2 separate regions of the Homo sapiens genome follow, and region 1 is linked to region 2. A link is an interaction called in ENCODE POLR2A ChIA-PET data of the cell type or tissue named here. Cell type or tissue: MCF 10A. All regions are shown on one strand.

The links. ChIA-PET counts read pairs that join two places held together with the same protein. Peaks named below come from ENCODE experiments on the same cell type or tissue, not always from the same donor. Only the 100,000 strongest peaks of a DNase experiment are listed, where the experiment ranks them.
Region 1: POLR2A ChIA-PET joins it to region 2 with 6 read pairs; 2 of 35 experiments call an interaction of 5 or more read pairs at or near these places.

What each region holds. Positions count from the first base shown.
Region 1 is chr20:20,691,460-20,699,459 of GRCh38, reverse strand. The region is part of intron 1 of RALGAPA2 (Ral GTPase activating protein catalytic subunit alpha 2); the gene reads left to right. Among named protein-coding and RNA genes, the nearest start is that of RALGAPA2, 17 kb to the left of the region's middle. In MCF 10A, no CTCF peak of the experiment used is centred here; DNase peaks (open chromatin) are centred at 129 and 3,989.
Region 2 is chr20:20,805,793-20,813,792 of GRCh38, reverse strand. No RefSeq gene overlaps it. Among named protein-coding and RNA genes, the nearest start is that of RALGAPA2, 97 kb to the right of the region's middle. RefSeq lists an enhancer at 7,702-8,000. In MCF 10A, no CTCF peak of the experiment used is centred here; no DNase peak of the experiment used is centred here.

The sequences.
Region 1 (8,000 bases), 110 kb after region 2:
TCGATTCCATGGACTCTATAGTATCTAATAAGATGAGGATGCATTTGGCCAGTTAGGCTTGACGTGGTATAGCTTATGCTGAACTCCTGGAGTGGAAGTAAAATATCCTCTAGTCTTTCTCAACATGTGTCTGTGTCTTTGTCTGTGTGTGTCATATTGCAAATATTTATTTTGGAAAGAATTGTTCCATTTCTCTTTCCCTGCTCCTAAAATAAATAAATATAGAAACAGACACATCACCTTTGAAGTAAAAAGTAAATAATGAACTGGAAAAATATTTGAAATTTATAAGAGGAGAAATAGTTACATACATAATACATAAAAAACGTGTAATTAACCAGAAAAATTGTGATAAATAAATGTTCAAAATATATGTATATGTAAATTGCAAATGGACAAATGCCAAGACCCATAAGAATGTTTTCAGTGTTTATTCCTCACTAGTAATCTAAATATATAAACTTAGAGATTAAAATATATTCATCCATTATATTAGCAAATTTGCTGTTGTCTTTTTTCTCTGATGATAGTATACTGTGTAAGCTGTCTCCATTTTTGATAGGACTGTAACTTGGAACAATCTTTCTGAAAAGTCATTTGTTAATACAGATCAATGATCTTTGAAATGTATATCCCATTTGACCCAGTTTCCTCTTTCGCAAAAGCCTATTCTACCATCAAGAAGTGCTTTGCAGCATTGTTTGAATGTTAATTTTTTTTATTGATGTGAAATTCACATAACATAAAATTAATCATTTTAGACCAGGCACGGTAGCTCACGCCTGTAATCCCAGCACTTTGGGAGGCTGAGGTGGGCAGATCACCTGAGGTCAGGAGTTTGAGGCCAGCCTGACCAACATGGTAAAACTAAAAATACAAAATACTCTACTAAAAATACAAAAATAAGTCAGGCGTGGTGGTGGGTGCCTGTAATCCCAGCTACTTGGGAGGCTGAGGCAGGAGAATCACTTGAACCCGGGATATGGAGGTTGCAGTGAGCCAAGATCGTGCCACCACACTCCAGTCTGGTGACAGAGCGAGACTCCATCTCAAACAAAACAAAACAAAGAAACCAAAAACCAAAAACCTTGAACCCAGGAGGTGGAGGATGCAGTGAGCCGAGATTGAGCCACTGCACTCCAGCCTGGACGACAGAGTGAGACTCTGTCTCAAAAAAAAAAAAAAATCATTTAAAAGTAAACAATTCAGTGGTGCTTAATACATTAACAGCATTTTGCAACTGCTACCTCTATCTTCTTCCAAAACATTTTCATCACCCCTGGAAAACTAACCATTAAGCATTCACTGCTTATTCCCTCCTCTCCCCAGCTCTTGACAGCCACCTGTATGTATATGTTTAACCAGACTAGGCTTTTTTTTTTCTTTTCTTAATTATTCTGCTCCACCAGGAGGGTAGTATATGTTGAGTACATTTGTATTTGTAATTCTTAGGACTTTTAGGTTGCAAGTGGCAGAAACCCATGCCAAAGAGGATTTAATGACATACGTAACTAAACAGTCTAAGGGAGCGTTTGGCTTTAGAGATGACTGTCCACAGGGATGTATGTGGTCAGGGTACTTACCCAGTCTCATATCCACTCTCTTTTCCCACCTCCCAACTTGGTGGAAAATTGTCTCTACCTTTGGTTCCGTGTTTTTTGTTTTCTGTGCTTCTGCTTCATTCTCAGGCCAACTCTGCCAGGTACAGGTGTGGTGGTCTCTAGCATTGCCAGCCTGACATGTCCTGGCAGCTAGTAACCCTTGAGAGGAGTGTGGCCACTCCCCTAGGGCCTGTACCCATTCCTGTACCAATCGCTGGGTGAGGGAGATGGGGTACTGTGATTGGTCAGCCTGGATCACTTGTCCTGTTCCTAGAGATAGAACCTCATTCTGGCTCCTGTCTTTCCGAGAAAGTAGAGGAAAGGCATTCTGGCACATTACCTCCCACAACAGAACTGCTTATAGCTCTGCCCACGCCCATTTGTACCACATGACATTCATTGACTTTTGTGCTAATAATCATAAAACATTGAGCAAACCTTAGATGACATTCTGTAAATTCTATTTAAGATTATGGGAGTCATATTTGAGGATTATTTTTCTATTTTTTTAATTAAAAAATTTTTTTTGAGATGGAGGTCTCACTCTGTCACCCAGGCTGGAGTGCAGTGGTGTGATCACAGCTCACTGCAGCCTTGCTCTCCCAGGCTCAAGTGAGAGGATTATTTTTCTAGTTTGATGGAAGTAAAGCGTTGCCCTTTTAACAAATGGGATTGACCACTCTTTAAGTCTACATAGCTTAGACTGTTTCCACTGTTTTTAAAGTCATTCCACATATAGTGACTGAGTGTCTGCTATTTGCAGATGAAGCCCTAGCACTTATGGGACTTTCATTCTATTAGGGTGGATGGACAATAAATAACAGGCTGGGTGCAGTGGCTCATGCCTGTAATCCTAGTACTTTGTGAGGCCCAGGCAGGTGGATTGCTTGAGGCCAGGAGTTCAAGACCAACCTGGCCAACACAGTGAGACCCCATCTCTAAAAATCAAGAACAAAAAAACCAAATAATAAATATATGATACAATTTCAGGTAATGATGATAGAAAAATTAAGCTTGATAAGGGTATGTGTATGCTTATTTAGATATTGGGGTGAGGGAAGGCCTCTCTGAAGGGAGGTTTGGACTGAGACCTGGGTTAAGCAAGGGAGCAGCTTTGTGATTATTTTTGGGGAATAGTGTTCTAAGCAGAAGGAACAGTAAGTACCAGGATCTGAGTCATAAATAGACTGGAAATCTCATGGAAGTCAATAGGGGTGGAGGGGTGGAGGATAGAAGGAACTGGGAAAGGAGCGGGGGTGGGAGAGGGGAAATAGGGATAAGATGGTGTGGAACTTTGGCATCCCAGTAAGGACTTGGGATGTTACTCTAAGTAAGATAAGATGGGGCACTCCAGTGAAGCAAAGAGCAGAGGAGTGATCTGAACTGACCTTTAGGTGTAAAGGAATCAATGTGGTTCCCTCATAGAGACTACACTTGCTTGGTTAGCTTGCCAGAGATAGGTTTTCTGACCACAAGCTTTGTAACAAAGCTTTCTTTGGCTTACTTTATAAAAGGTCAGATCTTTGGCCCAAAAACCGACCAGTGACTGGAGGCAGACAAGAGAAGAGGGAAGAGAGAGAAAGAAGTGCCAGAGAAGAGGAATGAGTGGCTGTGGAATCTGTAGCAAGCAAAGGTGTTAAGGAAGATGGGGACAGGCAGCCTGTGTCCCTCCTTACTGCAGCAGCGAGTAGTGATGAGAAGACAGGACGGAAACACTTTGTGGCCAGTGGGACAGGAAAGCTGGAGTACATTGGGCCATGTAATGGGCCCACACAGCGGCCTGAGCTTGTAACAATATGGAGACGGGCTTGCTGTTATCCCCAAATCTACTGACAGGCAGAGAGCAGGCATATTAAAAAGTGCCCTTGATGCTGACAAAAAAAAAATGGAGATCTGTCAGTGGCTGGAGAAGAATGAGACCAGAAAAATGTTGATGGGTCAGTACAACAACAATTTAATATGAATGGTTGCAAAGGCAGCAAACACTGCAGATTGGCTCCACATCAGATATCCACCCAAATTAGGACCCCAGTTGTGCTTTATGTTGGTCTTTTCTCAATGGAAAGACCTGAGGGAATCTTAATCTTTGGCTCAGTGTTAATTGCAAAGATGTAATTCTATGAACCAGTGTTGCTAACTGAACCTTATGTCTTACTCAGAAAGGTGGCTGTGGTGTTTCAAAATATGACAGTATTAGGTTAGCTACATACAGGAGGACAATCATTTGTATTCTTCCAGAGACATCATTTCTGAGCATAAACCAGGTCTTTAGCACTTTTATAGTGTGCTATGAAGAAGCTTCTGTTCTGTCAGTTGACAGTCAGTCAGCGTCAGGTTTAAGCACAACAAGGAAAGGTTGACTCATATGGACTAAGGCTCCCAGGTCTTGGGAATGGGTCTCATTGTGACTGGAAATTTCATCACATCTTTGCATTCAAAAGTGTCAAACATTTGCTCATGCCTACTCAGTGCTAGCTGCTGAATGGCTGGACAGAGAAATGTCTTTCTGCCCAGTTCTATTATTTTTTATCCTTTTCAGTGAATGATGTCTAGAGAAACACAAAAACAGCAAAGCTTCTCCAGATAACTAGGTCATTCTAAGGCATTATGTACCATGTATGTGCTGTTACAGAAGGAGTAATTTAAAAGTTGGATAGAGAAAATTTAAGTCATTTGCTGTTTTTTACAACATTTTAGAATTGGTAAAGATACTCTTTTATATATTGTTTGGGTCTTAAGATTTCTTCAAAGTTGAAAAGTAAGACAGGTTTGGAAAAAAGTATGGCCTGGTGTCATGATTGATGAGTTTTTTGCAGTAAATATTCAGGCTTTGAAAAAAATCCCTTTCTCGAACGCCCTGGAAGTACCCCCCAAAACAGCTTTATAGCTTTTTCTGGTTCTACAATTTTACATACTCATTATAAACATTTGGATAATATGAATATATGAAAAATAATTTAGGTATCAAGGGGTTCTCAAATTCTGCAGTCCCCTGCCAAGCATTACTGAAATCCCGGTGAACGTGCTTTCCAGGCTGGCTCTTGCTTGGGTGCATTCCTTTCTCTCTCTCTTCCCTGCACCTGCCTCGCTTACACACACAAACACGGTTTTACATGAATAGTCATCTGCATGGTCTAACACTGTGTTTTTGACTTAAAGCCTTGGATATTTTTCCACATCAGTAAGTGAAGAATTACATAAGACTTCAATGGCTGTAGTGTGTTCCACTGGACTCCTATAACAAAATTCCCTATCACCCATCCTTCAGGTCATGAGTTTCAGGCCTTCACATGCTGTTAGCAGATTGTGTGCCTGTGAGTGACTGCCCAGTGACCAGAAGGGCCTTCGTTTTCTTGTGTTAGGGACACAGCAGAGATGACAATATTGGAGGCTGCTCACAAGCTGGGATAATATGATGATTTCCTGGAGGTAAAGAGGGTTCCTTGGGGAAAGCCACTTCAGTCTTTACTGAGTTAATTTCACAGAAATGCCACCATTTTGAACTGTCTAGGAGGAAGGTCATTCCACCTGCAAACTGGCTCTGGTGTACTTTTTAAACAAACCAACTTCTGGGTGTACTTTTGTATTTAATAACTATTAAGTTCTGTGACTTGTACCATATCTCTCCTGTGTTCTTTTTGTTTTACAGCAAAATAAAACAAAATAGATTTCCAGGCATGCTTCCCTTAACCTCCTCCCTCACTTTTTTTTTTTTAAAGTTACGGTATCTTTTTTGAAATTTTTTCATTTTTTTTGAGACAACGTCTAGCTCTGTTGCCCAGGCTGGAGTGCAGTGGCTCAATCATGGCTCACTGCAACCTCCACATCCCAGGCTCAAGCCATCCTCTCATCTCAGCCTCCCAAGTAGTTGGGACTACAGGCACACGCCACCATGTCCCGCTAACCTTTGTATTTTTTGTAGAGATGGGGTTTCACCATGTTACCTAGGCTGGTCTTGAACTCTGGGCTCAAGTGATCTGCAGGCCTCAGCCTCCCAAAGTACTAGGATTACAGGTGTGAGCCACCGTGCCCGGCCAACTTTCTATTAGTATTACACTTAATTGGGTGAACAGTATGGGAGCCTGACTGTCTGGGTTCGAGTCTTGGCAGTGACCTACCCTTTCTAGTGGGGGTAAGAATGGTACCCACCATCCTGTGGTTGTTGGAGGTTGAGTCAATGTATACAAAGCTGTTTTGTGAGCTGTTATTACTGTTAATCATAATTATTTGACATGAGACATTATTCGACAGCTGTAAACACTCTCCTCATCACTTTCCTGCCTCCTTAGTTAGAGGGGTGGAGGTGACTACAGCTCCTAGGCTGTAGTCATTTTATTTCTGTCTCCAACTTTTCCCCTCAGGAGCGATTTTGATTATAATGTAGGCTAGCTCCAATTCAGATCAAGAAAAGGAGGTCCAAGTGTGCATTGACTTTAAAATGTCTAATGAAACTTGATTCCTGATAGATAAATATATTAAAATGTAATATAACTCACATTTGATTTGGATATCAGTTTCTATAGTGTGTTTTATTATATTGGTATTTGATATCTGTTAAAAACAAAGTTTTAGAATCCTGTATTTGAGAAACGTGTGTCAAAAATGTTAAGTAAAAATAGCTCTACTTTTAAAAACTTTAACACTAAGTATTTGGACTATATCTTTATACAGAATTACTTTTACACAAGGACTATCACTCCTGGATAATGGAGTGTTACTATTTATCTGATTTCTAAGAATTTGATGTTCTACATCTGGTTTACTTTATAGGAATAAAGAAATGAAAACAATATGCTTTCAGAAATGAAGTAGGATTAATATTATAATTTCTGTGATCATTTCAGTTGACACTAGTGTTTGTTTCCTGTTGGAATTGGCAAATTTTATTTCAGCTGTCTGCCTACAAGGATATTTTTGGTTGTAAGTAACAAAAAACTCAAATATAAGCAAGTAATAAGAATTTCTTTCTCCTATAAAAAGAGGTCCCAAGGCAGGGAGGCCCCAGAGTTGGCTAATTCATGAGTTCGGTGATGTTGACAGTCCAGATGCTTTCCACCTCTTGGCTTTGCTATCCTTAGTGTGGCAGGTTTGTCCTCAGGGTGGCAAAATGCCCACAGCCATTGCACCCAGATAGAATGATATCCAAAGGCAGGAAAAAAAGGCACACTTCTTCCTTAAAATCAGTAAAGCTTTTCTCAGCTATCTTCATCAGACTTTCTGTTGTTTTGTATTGATCAGCATTGGGTCACAGGCTTGAGTCACTGGCAAGGAGCATGTTGCCACCATAATTGGCTCAGCAGTATCAGGTCCTCCCTCTGGGGCTGCGAACAGGCCAGGTTCCGAGAGGGGCACTGCTTTGTGGAGGAGGAGATCCCTGAGCAAATGGAGGCTCTATTAGGAAGAGGGAGGGTCTGTTTGTGGTTGGTGGGTGAGGTGAAGGAGCTGGAGAGAAAGCAACAGTGTCTGCTCCAGGCTGCTCTCAGTTTTTAGTTTAAAATACTATGAAGAATGCTTGTGGAAATAAATGGTCAGTTATGATAAATTTTTGAATATATATTTATGGAAAATTTTTTTATAATTTAAACAGGTATGTACAACATGGCTGTAATTGTATGTAAGAAACAAACCTGTCAGTGGAGCTAAAAGATGACTTTGTTTCATTTCCTATGGTCGTAGTCCCTTTGTGTTCCTATAAAGGAATAATGGGTAATTTATAAAGAAAAGAAGTTTATTTGGCTCATGGTTTTGCAGGCTATACAAGAAGCATGGCACCAGCATCTTCCTCTTTTGAGGGCCTTAGGAAGCTTCCATTCATGGTAGAAGGCAAAGGGGAGTGGGCGTCACATGATAAGAGAGAGGAGGTGGTGCCAGCCTCTTTGTAACAATCAGTTTTCATGGGAACTAATAGAGAACTCAGTCATTACTGTAAGGACAGCACCAGGATGTTCATGAGGAATCCACCCCCATGATCCATATGTCTTCCACCAGGCCCCACCTCCAATACTGGGGATCAGATTTCAACAAGAGATTTGGAGGGGACAAATATCCAAACTATATCACTTGGAATAGGAATATACACTTTAGGCCCCACCATACATCCAGAAGTTTTATGTCAGGATTCTAGGCTCCCCTTCCTTCTGATGGACCAGGCTAGTGGTGCTTGGACACAGATTACATGGGTATCTGCTATTGGCCCTGGAGAGAAGTGAAAATTGGCCATTGGATTAGCGGTGTGGAACTCCTTAGCACTGTGTCGGGGAGTGGTGTCAAAGCCTGATTGGACTGGATGCTTTTGTTGGGTGGGTGATTTAAGGTGTTTGTTTTATTATACATCATAAATTATGTATATACAAAACTGGTTTTTTTCACATGGATTAAATATTTAATACAAAATTGTAA
Region 2 (8,000 bases):
GAAAGTATATTACTGCCTCCTTGCTTATCTGCTCTTGTGTTAAGGAAAATTGAGAAAATGAGTTTGGACATTTGAAAATGCAATAAAGTAGCTAGATGCTGGCAACACACAAAAAGGTAGGAGCTATTATCCCAGTATTGGTCACAGCGAATGCACTATTCATTTTAACAGAAAAATTATATGCTGGCTGGGCGTGGTGGCTCACGCTTGTAATCCCAGCACTTTGGGAGGCCGAGGCGGGCGGATCACGAGGTCAGGAGATCGAGACCACGGTGAAACCCCGTCTCTACTGAAAATACAAAAAATTAGTCGGGCGTGGTGGCGAGCGCCTGTAGTCCCAGCTACTCGGAGAGGCTGAGGTAGGAAAATGGCATGAACCTGGAGGCGGAGCTTGCAGTGAGCCGAGATTGCGCCACTGCACTCCAGCCTGGCGACAGAGCCAGACTCTGTCTCAAAAAAAAAAAAAAAAAGAAAAATTGTATGCTAGCGTCTATGAAAACACATGAGTTTAGGTTTTCTTACCAGTTCATGGACGATTTTCAGTGCATTGATAACCATGTATTCTCTTGAGATAAACGTTTTAAAAAATTGAAGCCATTAAAAATATTAAACCTTCCCTTTTTCCTCTCATTATTCCCAAATCTCAATAAACCATTGCTTTGTATAAAGGAAACTCAAAGCAGATAAATGGTGTGTCTCCTAAAACTTTTTCGGATGGAGTGCCAATGTTTTGTGGAAATGGGGTTATAAGTGCCTTGTCTGGGTTTCTCAGTTCTAAGCATCGTCTACTCTCCAAATTGGGGTAATACAATCTGTATCCTTGCAATGAGTTTATGATGTTCATTGTCCTCATTAAACCACTATTACAAAATTATAACTGAGACAGTAAAAGAGACCTGACCTAATCAACAATATCTTGCTTCTAACCTCTAAGCTGCCCTTGTTCATTCCCGGGCATAGGCCAAAATAACTTTGGGAGAAACTTTGTTTACAGTTTATAGTTTAAAACAAAGATGATAACAGCCCTTTCCCCACACAAACCTCCTTCTTTCCTGGAGACTAGACTGCCTTTGTAGGACTAAAAAATTAGCCAAAATATTAGAAATTATGGGTTAGGAGTCATGCAGCTCAAGGCTACAAGATTCTGACCCTCCCCAAATTGCTCCTGAGGATAACCTTGAAGCAGCTACGTTGTCTGGGGTAAATACCCGCGGTTTGTCATCTGGCGCCAAGAAAATTTAGGACACTGACACACACAAAAAGTTTAGGAGCGAAGGTTTAATAGGCAAAAGAAAGAGAAAGAAACAGAGAGGAACATAACTCTCTCTCTAGCAAGAAAGAGGGGACTTCCTAGAGGAAAAGGCAGGCTGGCGGTGGATGTGCTGGATTTTATAGTCAGGCGCCTAATTTACATAAGGCTCACAGATTGATTCCATCAGTTATGACATTTACACAGTATGCGAAGAAGGCTGGCTGCCCCACACTAATCTTATTATGCTAATAAACTTTCTCCTTGGCTGGCACCATCTTGTCTGCTCCTTACTGTACACGTGGCTGACAAAGAGAAGGAAGATGGAGCCACCATCTTGAACATGATTGGCACAAGTGCTGGCATCTGTGTCTGCTCTTTTTGTTGATTTTACAGGCTGTTCTTTGTTAGAAAGGAAAATAATTTGGGGCTGCTTTTCATTAAAAGGAAAACCTTACCAAGGACTTCTGTACCCTCACTTATTTTGCAGACACTGCACTTGGTGGATCAGCAGGCACCATCCAGATCGATAAACTGGCTCATCTGATCTTATGGTCTGCACCCAGGAACTGACTCAGCCCAGGAGGACAGCTTTGATTCCCTATGATTGCATCTCTGACCCAACCAATCAGCACTCCTGACTCACTGGCTCCACCACCCACCAACTTATCCTTAAAAACTCTTATCCCTGAATGCTCAGGGAGACTGATTTGAGTAATAATAAAATTCTGGTCTCCCAAACAGCCGGCTCTGTGTGAATTACTTTTTCTCTATTGCAGTTCTCCTGTCTTGATAAATTGGCTGCCTAGGCAGCTGGCAAGGAGAACCTGTTGGGCAGTTACACTCAACACCGACTCTAGATCTCATAGGTAGTCAGAAGTAGAACCAAAGAGTCTGATATCAGAACTTACATCCTTAAACCTATGCAAAAATGCTGGGTGAAAGAAGCAATAGTTCTGGATGGTACACTTTCTTTGGGAGGAAGTAGAAGATGGATCATTGGAATGTGCCTGTTGGTAAACCTGGATGGGAATTTGGTAGGAGTCCCGATTGGAGAGTAGCTCGAGCTAGGACTGAGAAATAATATGTGATGTAAATGCCAGAAGGGAAGATTGGAGTCAAGTCTGGAGATCCTTCAATGCCAATCATATCCATTAGCAAGTGGGTTAGCACTTTTCATAGAGATCCAAATACTGCAACCTAAATATATTAGGGGGTTATTCTCTTACAGAAAACAAGCCAGGAAGTCAGCCCTCCAGTGCTTTAGGGACCCAGACTCTTGCTGCTTCTCCATCCTCAGGGTCACAGGTTGGCACAGGAGCTCCAGCCATCTTTGAAACTGCCTTTGAAAAATTATAACAGTGAAAAAATTATGACAGTGAAAGATCTGACCTAACCAACCCTCAGCTTGCCTTTAACCTCCAAACTGCCCTTAATCACTCCTGGGCCTGGGCCAAACCAACTTTGGGAGACATTTAATTTATAGTTTAATGATAATAGCCCTTCCCCAAACTAAACTGCCTTTGGGAAGCTAATGAAAGAATCAGATCAGGAGAAAGAGGAGACTGGATTCTGCTAAGGTGTAGACATAAATGATTATCAGCCATTTTTCTGGAGGTCACAAGATTTGCAACTCCCCAATTATTCCTGCAGATAACATCATTATTGTAGAACCTAAGACTGGCCTTTTGGGATATCTTTTTAGTTTTTTTCATTTCTGAGGATGATGGCTCCACCTGAACCTGCCAAACATCCTGTGGCCTCACTCAGAAGAGGACCACTTTCCACACCTCCATTCTCTTGCCTGCCAAACTTTCAGGGAGATTGGTTTGAGTAATAACTCCATCTCCCACATGGCATGGCTGGCCTTTTGTCTTTCTTTATGGCAATGCTGTAGTCTCAGTGAGTTGGTTTTGTCTGTGCCATGGGCAGGACTAACCCATGGGGCAGTTACATCTTGTCTGCATTCTAGGTCCAATTCAGAGAAGGGAAGAGTGAAAAGGTGCTAGGTCATATCCCTCCAGCTGAGTCAGCTCTGCTAAAATAGCTTATTATGGGAGTCCCAGTGACCTTGTCTTGTTAAAAGAGAAAGTTCAGCCGAATTAAATTTAAAGGAGTTTAATTGAGCAATGAATGATTCATGAATCGGGCAGCCCCCAGAATCAGAGCAGATTCAGAGAGACTCCAGGGATGCCTTGTGGTCAGAACACATTTATAGACCAAAAAAGTAAAGTGATGTACAGAAATTGGAAGTGAGGTACAGAACTACTTGGATTGGTTACAACTTGGCGTTTGCCTTATTTCAACACGGTTTGAACACTCAGCAGTGTGTGACTGGTTGAAGTACTGCCTCTGGGATTGGCCAAGACTCATTGATTGTTACAGGTGCATACTCCTAAGTTAGGGTTTCAGCCTTGTCTACCTAGTAAGTTAGGTTGAAGTTCATCCACAAGGACTCAAATATAGAAGTACAGAATTCTTCTCAAGACTTATTTAGTTTGCTTTAATAGTCTACATCTCATAAGTCACCCCTGCCTGCAAGGGAGGCTGGAAAATGTCATCTTTTAACTGAACATTGCTTCCTAGAACAAACTTAGTGTTCTAAGGCAGAAATGAAGAAAGGTTGTTGGATAGGTGATGTCAACTTCTCTAGCCTGAAGAGTGTAGACTATTTTCTTAGGCCATGGGAAGTCGTTGGAGAATTTTGAGGAGAGAGGTGATGGAGTTAAGAAGATGAAATTGACAGAAGTGTGTGAAAGCAAATAGATCAAGCAGAGGACGATGTGCATGGATATGCACAGAAAGTGGAAGAATAGTCCAACCTACTCACAACTATCTGGGAAACAGGCATTTGGATGGCCCAGCTTCAAGAAATACCTTTCCCAAGACAGGTGCGGTGGCTCATGCCCATAATCCCAGCAACTAAGGAGGCAGGAAAATCACTTGAGACCAAGAGTTCAAGAACAGCCTGGGCAACATAATGAGATGCCCATCTCTGCTAAAAATAAACATTTAAAAACTAACCAGGTGTGATGGCATGCACCTGTTGTCCCAGCTATTCAGGAGGCTGAGGCAGGAGGATCACTTGAGCCCAGGAGTTCAAGGCTGCAGTGAGTTATGCTTGTGCCACTGTACTCCAGCCTGGGCAACAGAGCAAGACCTCTTCTCTAAAATAAATAAAATTAAAATTTTTAAAAAGAAATACCTTCTCTGCGGCACTTGAAGTTGCAGGTCTGACAGCTAACTGAATCTTTTTAGATTCAGTATGAAAACTGATGTCAGCTTTCATGCAATTAGCAACTTTATCAAATGCTTTCCTTCTAGAAAGCTGCTCTAAAGCATTTTCTCTCCTGTCCTTTGCATTCATTCCAACATTAATATAACATTTTATAATTGAATAATATTTCAAATCCTTTTAAATTTGAACTATGTACAACTGGGCTGGGAAATGTTGTCATCCTTAGGATGTCAGCACCAACTTACATTGAATTTATAGTCACAATCGAATAGGCATTTATTTTTTTATTTTTCAAAAAGGAGCCTTGCTCTGTCTCCCAGGCTGGAGTGCAGTGGCACGATCTCAGCTCACCGCAACCTCCACCTCCTGGGTTTGAGCAATTCTCTTGCCTCAGCCTCCCAAGTAGCTGAGGCTACAGGTGTGCACCACCACACCTGGGTAATTTTTTGTATTTTTAGTAGAGATGGGGTTTCACCATGTTGGCCAGGCTGGTCTCGAACTCCTGATCTCAAGTGATCTGTCCGCCTCAGCCTCCCAAAGTGCTGAGATCACAAGCATGAGCCACTGCGCCTGGCCTCAAATAGGCATTTATATCAGTGAGATGTTCGTGAGCTTTATAACTCAAAAAACAAAGCCCAAATACACTAAATAAACTCAGCAATAATAAATAAAGAATAAGAGCTAGTGTGCACATAGTGTATAATAATCATGGTAGAATCATTGTTGATCTGATGTGACTTTTGAATATAGTCATTATAATGCTTATGAACTTCTTTTAATGGCTACCTGGATTGGACATACTGGGATTTCTGAGATATTTCAGTGGTTTATGGAGACAAGGGGATGGAATATTTGAAATTAGAATTGTTCTGTAAATGGCATTGACTTCCTGCCTTGGTTATCCACACTATGAATATTAAAAATCACAGGGTTTATATTTGAACTACAAATATTTTCTTTTAAAAAGGGACACATAAGTGGTATGATCTATCTTGTTGTCATCGTCCTAAAAGTTGAAAGACTACTGCTATTGCAAGGAATGGCTTGAGATGGCCAGTTTCCAGGCCACAAAACCCTCTGAAGACTTTCAGGGACCGAGTTACAGAGAAACAGGAACTTCTATGTTAGCTGCTTAGAGAATGCTAAAAAATACATACGTCCATGAGATACCTCCTGTTTCCCACTGACTTGTTCTCTTACCTTAGTAGGACATACTTGCTTTAAAGTCCATAAATATATATTATCTTTTGTGGTTTAAAACTAGTTTTCAGCTAGGCACGGTGGCTCACACCTATAATACTGAGGTGGGAGAATCTCTTGAGTCCACGAGTTTGAGAATAACCTAGGCAATATAGCAAAACCCCATCTCTACAAAAAATACAAATTACCTGGGTATGATGGTATGCACCTGTTGTCTCAGCTACTTTGGAGGCTGTGGCGGGAAAATTACTTGAGCCCAGGAGGTGGAGGCTACAGAACCATGATCACACCACTGCACTCCAGCCTGGGTGGCAAAACAAGACCCTGTCTCAAAACAGGACAAAACAAAACAAAACATAACAACAACAACAACAAAAAACTAGTTCTCTTATGAAAAACTGAGATTCTACTTCTGAAATGCAGATGTTAAAACTGATGCTGTCAGGGCAGGAAGTGTCTCCTTTTGTAGAAGAGTTCCATTTTAAAACAGAATCTCCCATCCCAAAGTCTGCACTACCTGCAGAGGAAGGAAAGCATCACATAGCCATGTAATTCCATGTGACTGTAGAACATTAGCAATTCCATAAGCACCTGTTTTTTAGGAATCACTTGGGAAGTTTCTATCTCTCAATGTGCTATGCAAACCTGTATCCCCTTAATTTTGTCCCTCAATCAAGAATTTACCCTCCAAAGGACATCAAATTTTTTGCTGTCATAGCAACTCTTCCTGGCATCTGAACCCACACCAGCTTATGCAGCCCAACTCTTTGATGGAGTCTAGTGGCTAGTGCATGCAACATCCCATAATGCCAGCAATTGTTCCAGCAGTAGATGCCCCAGCCATTTGGGTCATCTCTTCAGTGGTATGTTTTAAAAATATTCTTGACAGATCTCATCTCCTTTGTACAAAATTGTAAGCAGGAGCTTTTCTTGGTCCACACAGAAGGGTAGGAAGCTACAAAATAGAGATGATTGCAGTTCATTACTTCAAATCATACTGCATTTACTCTGTGGGGAAGAATTTTGGTTTGAGTTGGGCACTTTGGCCTCTTTTTAATTTGCTAATTACCAATATTAAATGCTTCTCTTTGATAGTGAATTTCTGGCAAAGCATCTGTTTTCATTCTGTGAACGATTGAGGATTATAAATTCTGAAATCTCCGTAGATGGGTTAATGATGTGCTAACCACGGTTTCACAGGGAGACAGATGGAGGCAGTTCCACAGCACAAGCAGCTGGCGAGGCGAGGGTCTGGACTGCAGGGCCTGGTCCAGGGGACTTATCAGAAATCACAACAATAAAAACATAGGTCTTCATTGGAGTTTGACAGTGATTGTTATTCTTTCTAACAGAGCGATAACTTGATTTGCCTACAAAAAAGTGCATTGTCAAGAACAAATCTAGCAGAGGTCGGGTGAATATTTGGTGGCCGACTGTCAAGGTCTCCTCTGGCTTCGCTCTGCCCATCCCCCATCACATTTCTGCAAATTCTCCCTGCAGGATGCCTTGTTCTTAAGGAATTCAGGTATCACAGGCGGCATCCTTTAGCTTCCTTGTAATATCAACTGACCCCTCTATAAAGCCACCCCAAAGGGAAACCAGGGTGCTCACCATACATTAGAGAGAGGTAGTTCTAATACAAGTTCCCTAATCTTCCTTCCAACCAGATGGCTGCCCCCCAGACCCCGCCTATATGGAAATTTTGGATCAGTTGCTGTTTAGAGGATTAAGTTTATCCCAAACAGACAGAGAGGCTTCTCCCTACATCACAACAAAGCTGGAGAGGGAACCAGCACAAGGACCAGGCCCCTGCCAGACATCTGGACTGCAGGAAGTCTGCTCCTCTTTGGAAACCCATAGAGAGCCAACCAGCCTTTAAGTGCTTTATGAAGGCGAGAGCTGTTGTGTGGAATGTGAGGAGCAACCCTGTCTGACTCTGCCAAAACACCTAAAGGAAAGGTTTGCCCCTGGCCAGGAGTAGGTACCAGGCAGAGCCATAGTCAGCCTAGCCACACAGCCTCCGGCCTCAGCCTCCAGAGACAGGTACCCAGTGGAATTCCTTGCCAACCCTCGCCGCATTAAGTGGTGATGGGAGATTTGGTTGTCCTACCTGCAGTGCACACTTTGGAGAACAATAGGAGTAAAGTACGCAGGAAGAACCCCAGACCTGGCACATGCTACCTGGGCGCTGATCCTGAGACGGGGTAGGGAGATGATTTGGGCCCCACCCACTTGTCTCTCACTGAGGACGTCTACTACAAGCTGGTGACCGGGAGGCCCCAGGGCTGGAGGGAATCCCAACGAGGCCATCCA